Regions from separate parts of the Homo sapiens genome. Here region 2 is linked to region 1. A link is an interaction called in ENCODE POLR2A ChIA-PET data of the cell type or tissue named here. Cell type or tissue: endothelial cell of umbilical vein. All regions are shown on one strand. Links, peaks and the distances in the headings refer to the core of each region. The heading gives the core; the rest is flanking DNA.

Evidence for each region. ChIA-PET counts read pairs that join two places held together with the same protein. Peaks named below come from ENCODE experiments on the same cell type or tissue, not always from the same donor. Only the 100,000 strongest peaks of a DNase experiment are listed, where the experiment ranks them.
Region 2: POLR2A ChIA-PET joins it to region 1 with 5 read pairs; 2 of 35 experiments call an interaction of 5 or more read pairs at or near these places.

Annotation. Positions count from the first base shown.
Region 1 is chr16:58,363,609-58,368,990 of GRCh38, reverse strand. No RefSeq gene overlaps it. Among named protein-coding and RNA genes, the nearest start is that of GINS3, 26 kb to the left of the region's middle. In endothelial cell of umbilical vein, for the core only: no CTCF peak of the experiment used is centred there; a DNase peak (open chromatin) is centred at 2,540.
Region 2 is chr16:58,468,652-58,474,033 of GRCh38, reverse strand. It overlaps a transcript of NDRG4 not described here. Among named protein-coding and RNA genes, the nearest start is that of NDRG4, 29 kb to the left of the region's middle. In endothelial cell of umbilical vein, for the core only: no CTCF peak of the experiment used is centred there; no DNase peak of the experiment used is centred there.

The DNA.
Region 1 (5,382 bases), core at 88-5,087:
TGGAGTTTCCCTGGTGATGATGCCCTTGGCTGCTTGTGCTGGTGTCCTGGTTTTGGGGATGCTAGCTGGGTCTATGTCTGGGATGACCAACTGTCCCAGTTTGCCCAGGACTGAGAAGTTTCTTGGGACACAAGACTTTTAGTGTTAAAATTGAGCCGGTCCCACCCACAACAGCCTAAAAGGCAGAACTAACTCAAGGGTCCATTGATGAATAAATGAGCAAACAAAATGTGGAATATTGTTCAGCTTGCAAAAGGAAAGAAATTCTGACACATGCTACAACATAGAGGAACCCCGAGGACATTATGCTACATGAAATAAGCCAGTCACAAAAGGACAAATGCTATATGATTCCACCTATAGGAGGTACTTAGAGTAGTCAGATTTATAGAGGCAGAGAGGAGATGGTTGCCAGGGGCTGGGGAGAGGGGAAATGGGGAATTAGTGTATAATGTGTGAAGTTTTAGTTTGGAAAGATGAAAAGTTCTAGAGATTGATGGTGGTGATGTTTGCACAATGACACCACAGACCAGCATGCTTGAAAGCCATTAGAATGATAAATGTTATGACATATACGTTTCACTACTATTAAAAATTTAAACCTAGTCCCAGGCAAACTGGGACAGTTGGCCACTCATGTCTTACACCTGCCTGCCTTTTCTCCTCCATCCCTCCAACAGATAGATATAACTCAGGATGCTGCTTACTCAGTGTGGTCTCATCCATGGCAGATTTTATGGTCTCAGCTCCTGTTATACGAAAGGGCAGGTTCTGAAGCATGGGATTCCACTTTCCCTCTAGCCCTGGATACAGCTGATTGGATGGGCAAACCCCTGTTCCAAGCAGAGCACAACTCATGGGCTTGGCTTGAAAGGATTAACTGAACCAATCAGAGTCCTCCCTTGAATACTGGTTGACACAAAGTACAGTTGCAGCTGAGATGGACACTGGAGTGGAGAAACAGAAACAGGTTAGTGTGGTGGCTCACACCTGTAATCCCAGCACTTTGGGAGGCCGAGGGGGACAGATCATCTGAGGTCAGGAGTTTTAGACCAGCCCGGCCAACATGGCGAAACCCTGTCTCTACTAAAAATACAAAAATGAGCCAGGCGTGGTGGTGGGTGCCTGTAATCCAGCTACTTAGGAGGCTGAGGCAGGAGAATCACTTGAGCCCAGGAGGAGGAGGTTGCAGTGAGCTGAGATTGCAGGACTGCACTCCAGCCTGGGTGACAGGGTGAGACCCCATCTCCAAAAAAAAAAAAAAAAAAAAAAAAAAAAAGATACAGTGGCTCAGGAAATATCCCTGTAATAATAGGTTTAGCAAAGCACAGAAAAGACTCTGGTGGTAACACGTAGTGTATACGTATGTGTAGATATAGAATATATATATATATATGCATATATAAAATAACAATACTATTTGAAGCTTTGCTATAGGATTTTTTTTCCCCAACAGAAGATCCATATACCTTGTTACTGCTCTGCCTATCTCATTTTCTGTCAGTTTTCACCCACATCCTCTCCTCTCCAAGCTCAGCCACAGTTATTATTGCCTTTAGCCCTTTGTGCCTGAGGTTCCCTTCCTAGCAGGGTCTCCCTGTTGGCCCCAGTGAATTGAAATTCATCTCATGCTCACTGAGCCTCTACTAGGTGTCATATACTGTGCCAAGCACTGCATATGCATGACCTCACTTTCACCTGCATAACAACTCTCTGTGGTGGGAACTATTATTTTCCTCATTTTACAAATTAGGAATTTACCTGCTATGCTTTGAAAGTGTCCTACAAAGTTCATGTCTTGGAAGCTTAATCCCCAATGCAACAGTGTTAAGAGGTAGAAACTTTAAGAAGAGATTAGGTCATGAAGACTCTGCCCTTATCTATAGATTAACCCAGAAGAGTGGGTTTGTTATAAAAGCAAGTTCAGCCCTCTTCCTGTGTGCCTGGGTTCTCTTTTGCCTTTCCACCTTCTGCCATGGGATGATACAGCAAGAAGGCCCTCACTGGATACCAGCACCTTGATCTTGGACTTCCCAGTTTCCAGAACAGTGAGAAAATAAATTTATGTTCTTTATAAATTACCCAGTCTGTGGTTACTCTGTTACAGCAGCACGAAATAGACTAAGACATTACCCAAGATCTCATAGCTCATAAGTGGTTGACCTTGTATTCAAAACACAAGTCTATTGAAGTTCATTGCTTGTGCTCTTAATCACTACATCACACTAGCATCTGCTTAGAAGAATTAATCACTTGAACCAATAAAAAAAGTTATATGAAATTAAATTAATACATTTTTCTTACAGAGGCTGTGATATGAAGAAAGCTATGCTGTAAGTTTTCTATATCTGCCGATTGGATTTATAATCTCAAGGCATTTTGTAATCAAATACAAGTTCCCAAAATTTCCACAAAGAGAAACGTCACTTATATAGTTCTGAGCTGTTCTGCCAGCCATATACCACAATGCAATCTTTCTAATCACTGTGTGACAATGCATAAGCACTGCTTAGTAATATATCGTACCACATGGCTTTGTGTCAGCATTTCTGAGTCATGGCTGTGTACCTATAACAGTCAAGTGACATATGCTCTAATGGGGTCTGACTCACTTAAATAAGTCCATTAACTTGACAAGTTTGATTTTATAAAGCTGAAGAGGACTCTCTGAGCTCTGGGTTTTTTTCATCTCTATATAAAACTATGGTATGAGTTCAAAAATATCCCTATGACGCTGTGTGGCCTTAACCATTGCTTAACTCCTCTCCTTTTTCATCTTGAATTAAATTTCTCAAACATATAGTGTGCCCTTGCTGTGTCCACCTCTTACGCCACCCTCACTTCTCCATCCCCTGAGCCTGTACTCTGGCTTCTGCTCCCTCCATGTCACTGAACTTACCCACGACCTCCTACACCCTTTTCAGATATTACCTGACTTGGTTTCTCTGCAGAATTTGATGCTATTTGGCTCTCTATTCTTCCTGATATTTTCTCTCCTCTTGCATTCCACTATGGCATTCTACCTTGGTACTTCTCTTACCTTTTGCTAGTTTTTGGTCTCTCTTGCTGGTCACATTTTTTCTTCTCTTTTGATGAGGATATAGTATACTTACTCCCCTTTCTCTTTCAAGTCTACACACATCCCTAGATGATCTCATCAGCTGCCATGGCTTCCAATATGACCTTCGTGGTGGTGACTCCCAGGTTGATGCCTCCTGAATTCACACCAACATTCCAATCACCCCTATACCCCTATATGGATGGCTGGGGCCACGTAAACTCTACCAAGTCCCAGAAGTGAATTTATTACCTTCCTTTATTCTTGTGTCCATGAATGGTGCCATCTCCCTATTACCCACAATAAAACCTAAAAGTCTCTTTAGATGTTTTCTACTGTGTCCTCCACATCCAACCAGTCACCATGTCTTGTTGCTTCTAATTCCTAAACATCTGGGGACCCCATAATCTCCTTTCTGAGTATTGATTATGTTTCACCTGAAATATTGAGCTATCTCCATAAAGAGTCTCTTAATTGAACTCACCATCTGTCTCATTTCCATGAATCTATCCTCCACCCTTCTGCCTTGGGGATCTTTCTAATGTAATCTGAATAAATCTTAGGGTGCCCAATGCCCATCTGAGCTTGATGTGGCATTCAAAGAACTATACCCCAATGACCAAAGGTAATTAAAAATACTTTCAATTTTCACTTATATATCTGGAAAAACATCAAAAGAGGTCCTGTTCTTCATCCTAGACACTGCCTCCCCAAATCCTTTTTCTCAGTTATGCATTAATTTAAAGAACAAGGTAAATTTATATACACTGGCCTGAACAGCTAAAGTGATTGGTATACTCTTAAGTAAAAAAACACAAGTTGGCCGGGCGTGGTGGCTCATGCCTGTAATCCCAGCACTTTGGGAGGCTGAGGTGGGCGGATCATGAGGTCAGGAGTTTGAGACCAGCCTGGCCAATATGGTGAAACCCCATCTCTACTAAAAATACAAAAAAACTAGCCAGCTGTGATGGCATGCACCTGTAGTCCCAGCTACTCAGGAGGCTGAGGGAGGAGAATTGCTTGAACCCAGGAGGCAGAGGTTGCAGTGAGCTGAGATTGTGTCACTGCACTCCAGCCTGGGCAATAGAGGGAGACTCCATCTCAAAAAAAAAAAAAAAAAAAAAAAACCAACAACAAAAACACAAGTTGAAGACAAAGATGTATATCAAAATTCCATTTTTGTTTTCCAAAAAGTGCATGTGGGCCAAGCGTGGTGGCTCATGCCTGTAATCCCAGCACTTTGGGAGGCTGAGGCAGGCAGATCACTTGAGGTTAGGAGTTGCCAGACCAGCCTGGCCAACATGGTGAAACCCTGTCTCTACCAAAAACATAAAAATTAGCCAGGTGTGGTGGTGTGCGCCTGTATACCAGCTACTCGGGAGGCTGAGGCAGAAGAATCGCTTGAACCTGGGAGGCGGAGTTTGCAGTGAGCCGAGATTGTGCCACTGCACTCCAGCCTGGGCAACACAAGAAGACTCCATCTCAAAAAAAAAAAAAAAAAGTGTATGTGGAATCCGCCCCACCTGCTCACCACTGGGGGCCTGTGCACATTGTCCACTGGATGCCACCAGTGCCCCTGTGCATCACTGGGGAGACCTAAAGACAGCATGCCCCTCCTGCCACCAGCATCCATGCAGGGATTGACCCCTGCCACCTGCCACTGCTGATGTGCAACATCCAGGGTCCTGAGAAGAAGCCCACCCCACCTGTTGCTGCTGGTACTAGTGTGCATTGTCTGAGGCCTGGGGATAGATCTGCTCCACCCACCACTACCGGCGTATGCACACACCATCAGGGAACCTGAAGACAGGTATGTTCCACCTGCCACTGGCATCCACACATGTTGTCTGGCAGCTTGTGGATCGACCCACCCTGCCCACTCCACAGGTATCTGTGCATGCCATCTAGGGGCCTGAGGACAGGCCCACCCTTACCCACCACCACCACAACTGGCACCTGAGAACTGGCCTGCTGACTGTTTCTATTCCTAGCAAAGTCTCACCACAGCCTCTACTAACAACCATGGTCTAAGCCACTGAAGAACTCACAGACACCACTGATGCTGATTATAGTTTACAAAACCACATGGCAACTATACCACTGTGTCCACCCAGAATCACAGCCAAAGCACTCTACCCAACCAATGCTATAGTTAAATCTATAGGAAAAAGTCTTCCTATGACAGCCAATTCATAAAATTGGATGAAACAGCTATTACACCAGATGCATAGACATCAACATAAGGACATAAGAAACATGAAAAGGCAAGAAAACATGACCACTGCAAAGGAAAGCAATAACTCTCCAGTAATGGATCCCTCAAA
Region 2 (5,382 bases), core at 102-5,101, 110 kb before region 1:
AAAAAGGGAAAGAAAAGAAAAGTGAAAAAACCAGGGTGGCTGGAGCAGAGTGAGCCAGGAGGGGAGGAGATGAGGACAGGGGTGGTAAGCGTTGGAGTGCTGGTCCCGTTCAGCCCTGAAGGTTGTTAGGGAAACTGGCTTTTACTCTGAGTATAAACATGCACTGGAGGGTTTTGAGCAGGGGGCTGATGTGATACAGTTTTCATCATGAAGGATCCCTCCTTCTGCAATGTGCAGAACAGAGCTGGGGGTTAGGGTGGAAATGGGGAGACCAGTTATTGAGGTGCTGCTGGCTTGCCACACAGCGGGAGTGCAGGAGGTGGCTGAAGTCCTCAGCTTCTGGGTATGTTCTGAAGGTAAAGCTAGGGGGACTCACGGATCCATCAGACATGGGCAGGAGAGGAAGAGAGAAGTTAGGGTGACTTGGTGGAGCTATGGAAGGATAGAGCTATCATTTATGATTTAGGGAAGACCTTGAGAAAAGGTTTGGGGGAAAGATGAGGGGTGTGGTTTTAGACCTGAGCCAGGTGGAGCTCCCCGTGGGCAGGTGGATGTAAGAGTTTGTGCTTCAGGTTAGCACGGTGGCTCAGGCCTGTAATCCCAGCACTTTGGGAGGCCAAGGTGGGAGGATTACTTGAGCCCAGGAGTTTAAGACCAGCCTGGGCAACATAGTGAGACCCTGTCTCCACAAAAATTTAAAAGTCAGCTGGGTGTGGTGATATATGCCTGTGTTCTCAGCTACTTAGGGGCGGGGGCTGAGGCGTGAGGATCGCTTGAGCCCAGGAGGTCAAGGCTGCAGTGAGCTGTGATCAGGCAACTGTACTCCAGCCTGGGCAACAAAGTAAGACCCTGTCTTTCTAAAGAAAGAAATGAAGGGAAGAGAAAGGGAGGAAGGAGGAGAAGGAACAGAGGGAAGGATAATACATAATACAGTTTTTAGAAAACAATTTGTACTTCAGAACCTTGGGAGGAGTCACTTCAAAGATATCATCATAGAGAGACTAGATGAGGTCATCTAGGGAGTGAATGAGGACAGGGAAGAAGATGTCCCAGCACTGAGCCCCAGAAGAAGACAATGAGGATAAAGCAGCAAAGCCAATGAGAAGCCACTGAGGCAGGAGACAGAGGGGTTGGGTGGCCTGGAAACCAAGTGGACCGAGCCCTGGGCCCGGTCTCGAAGGCCTTTACTGGAATCCTTGGAGAGGGGAAGCTCTTCCCCAGCAATGGGGTTTTCAGGAGGACGGTCTGTGAGCCAGCAACCACACTGCCCTTGCGAGGAAGGGCCTGACTTAGAGCTCAACCAATCCAGAGAACCAAACTAGTAGGAATGAGGGAGAGAGAGACAGAGGCCGATGGCCCTGTGTCCACTGTGCTGGCCAGGGACACCCCATCTTCCTCTCTTTGTATCAGTCTGAGTTCGGTTTCTGTCACTTGCACCCAAGAGACCTAACGTAACTTCTAAGTTATTCTCTCCTGCATGGTCCCAGGGGGTCGGGTGAAGCCAGCATCCCGCCTCTCCCTTTGGCAATCACACACAGGCAGCCGGGCCCCAGTGCGGGGTCAGAGGGCCCTACGTGCTTGACAGCAGGCCTTTCCCACCACACTCGAATGGCAACACCATGCTCTACTCCAGGGTAATTCGGCCTTTCCCAACCCAGGCACTTTCAGAGATGGACCCTAAGCTGTGATGGGGAAAAGCACCCCCAGGCCACCCTGGTCATCCTCCTGGGTGCTCACCTTAGGTTGTGGGTTGCAAGGGACCTCTGGGTCATCTCTGACAACTGCTCCTCTGCTCCGTCCACATAGGCCAAGCACAGAGTGAATACTCTGCAGCTGGTAAGGGCTTTGGGAGCAGTAGGCTGAGTGCACTTCCTTTATGGATGAGGCAAAGGCTGGTGCGGGAGCTCTTCCAAAAACTTAAAGGGGAGCCTGCTGGCTTCCCTCTCCCTATCCCAGAGCCCAGGCCCCAACAGCACATTTATCCTCCAGAACACCAAGTGGCCAATATTGTTAAAAGCCATTTCTGGCACCCCTAGAGCTGTCAGGAAACAATTTGGGGTGCACAGGGTATGATCCTAGGGACTGCAAACCCTGGACTTGGTTATGGGACTCTTCCACTCCCTGCTCTCTCTCACACACACACACTCACACACTCTGGGGAGAAGACATCCCAGAAATATTCCCTCTGTCCCCTCCAAAGAGGCTGGGGTCCCACCTTCCCCAGCTCACTGCCTAGGGTGGGACCTATCAGCAGGCACACAGCACCTGCCCGACCACCCCCGCCAACAGGTGAACTGAAGCAGCATCTAGGTCCCCAGGGTTATTTGTTATGGGGCTTAAGACACCTGATCACTCTGGCTGGCGATACATTCCACCTGTGGTTTGGAAGCTAAAGCACTGAGGATTAAGAGGCAGGGAGGGGGTGGTGTATGATGACAGCTTTCCTGGCTCTGTGAGACCAGGTTTATGCTAGGCTGGGTGGAAGTGCTCATCCCACTTAGGTTTGTGTGATGCTCTTCAGTTTATATAACAGTGTCATGGTGCTCTCCCAGCTGATCCCGCAACTACCCTGGGGGCAAAGCCAGGCTCAGTTCAAGGTCACACAGCCAGAGTGATCAGAACGAGGCTGGCAGACTCCAACCCACCGTGCTGTTCTCAGTGCAGGCCGAGGCCTGAGTGTGATCTGCACACACCCCTGCTGGTTTCCTGTGGCTGCTATAATAAATCACCACAAAATTGGTGGCTTAAAGCAGCACACATTCACGCCGAGGTCATGCCACACTGCCCTCCAGCCTGGACAACAGAGTACGACCCTGTCTCCAAAAAAAAAAAAAAAAAAAAAAAAAAGCAACACACATTCATTCTCTTATAGTTCTGGAGGTCAGATGTTCAAAATCAATTTCTCTGGGCTGAAATTAACATGTTGGTAAGCTGTCTCCCTCTGGGGGTTCTGGGAAGAATCTGTTCCCCTGCCTTTTCCAGCTTCCAGAGCTGCATTCCTTGGCTGGTAGCCCCTTCCTCCACCTTCCAAGTCCAACAACAGAGCTTCTTGCTGAAGCAATCATATCACCTGTTCTTCTGTTTTTGAATATCCCCTGCTTCCCTCTTTTTTTTTTTTTTTTTTTTGGAGATGGTGTCTTGCTCTGTTGCTCAGGCTAGAATGCAGTGGCACAATCTCAGCTCACTGCAACCTCTGCCTCCCAGGTTCAAGCGATCCTCCTGCCTCAGCCCCCTTCATAGCTGGGATTACAGGCACGCACCAACATGCCTGGCTAATTTTTGTATTTTTAGCAGAGATGGGGTTTTGCCATGTTGGCCAGGCCAGTCTTGAACTCCTGACCTCAGGTGATCCACCTGCATCAGCCTCCCAAAGTGCTGGGATTACAGGTGTGAGCCACCGCACCCAGCCCTGCTTCCCTCTTATAAAAACACATGTGGTTGCACTTACAGCCCACTGGATAATTCTGCAAAACAGCTCCAACTCAAGATCCCCAATCATGACTACAAAATCTCTTTTGCCACATCAGGTAACATTTACAGGTTCTAGTGATTAGGATATCTTTGGGGGCTATTATTCAGCCCAACACAGCCTCCTTCCAAGGTTCCCATGGCTCCACCTTTGCCTCTATTTTTCACTTTGCTGGTTCCTCCTCCTTAGACTTCAAGGAAAGCCAACTTCACATCCACCTTGAACCACTCCTCCTCCTGGCCTTTTCCTCTCTGTCCACTGGACTCCAGCTCATCTTCAGAATTCCCACAGGATTGGTTTTTGTCAGCATCTAGTGCTTTGCATTAATTTTTAGTTTTTTTAAAAAATTAGCCTTCAGAAGAGAATTTTTTTGTTTTTAAAAACAGAATTTGAATTTCTTATAAGACACATTCACTGAGAAAAGTGAGAAAAACAGAAGACCAAAAAGAAGAAAGTAAAAACCACATGCAATCCTGTTAACAGAAGAAGCCACTGTTAATGTGTTGTGTATACCCTTTTATTCATTTTCCAATGCTCATCTAGACACTGAAAGAAAATGTTTCTAACACAAACCAACAAAAAATATGTTTTGAAACATCTGTTGGACTCTGGAGTCAAGACATTCTGGTTTAAATTCCAGCCAGCCACTCACCATCTGTGTGCTCTTTGGCAAGTTACTTAACCTATCTGTGCCTCAGTTTACCTATTTGTAAAAAAGAAGAAATGATAGCACATACCTCCTAGGGCTGTTATGATGATGAGTTAACATATAGCATGTGGTTAAGACTATGTCTGGCGCACAGCAAATGCCATATACGTGTGAGCTGTCATCACCATTAGTATTACACTATTTAAGGGGATATCTGTTCAGATGGATAAATAACCTTTGGCAGTATAATTCGTAGCTACCTGGGGTTCTCTGGTATGAATGCACTGCTGCTCTACTGTTACGCATTTAGGTTGTTTCCAGTTTTTTGGGTTTTTTTTGCTTTTTTGCTTCTATAAACAATGAAGGGATAACTATCCTTGAACAAACACCTTTGCACACATCTTTATTTGTTCCTAAAAATTCAACTGCTGAGTCAGAGATCACACATATTTTTAAGCTATTGATACATCATTGCCAACTTGCCCTTTATAATCCTCTACCCAGAGGAACAGCACGCCCCTCTCCCCACACCCACCCTCCCTGAGCACACCCAATGACCCTCATGTCTCTCCTCTCCTCCAAGGGACCACGCTTCCTTACTAAACCATGTACGTGCCCCCACATCAACATCACAGCACCCCAGTGAAGCGGAGAAGCAGATGAACTGGAAATGAGGATCCAGGGTCCTGCTTTCAGCCTCCTAGGGCAAACCTATGCCTCAGTTTCCTCCGTATGTAAAATGTGGGTCAACACATCTGCCAACAAACACTAAAATCATCTATAAAATTGACTGGGGCTAGATATTCCATGTATTCAAATGAAACCAAAATTCTAAACAACTGGTAAAACTTTTGTTTCTCAATCACACATCAAGTATATTTTTAAAAATTTCCAAGATCCACTACTGAGGCTCCCCAGGGACCATTTCAGAGCCCAAATCTGCCATTTTAGAGCTCTGACTCTGAACCGTTTTGGAACATATTGCTCGAGTGCCAATGCGCAGAAACAACTGCCTTCCTACTTGCAAAAAGACCAGTGTCCCACTTTCACATATCACACTAAAAAATAAAAAAATCATCCGGCTACCGAAGGCACCAGGAATCTGCCCTCTGAGAATTGTAATGAGCTCGTGTGCAGGTGTGACGGTGTCTTGGGCTCCCTCACAAGTATCATCTTGGCTCCCCACAATATATATATTTTTGAGACTCGCTCTGTTGCCCAGGCTGGAGGGCAGTGGTGCAATCTCAGCTCACTGCAACCTCCT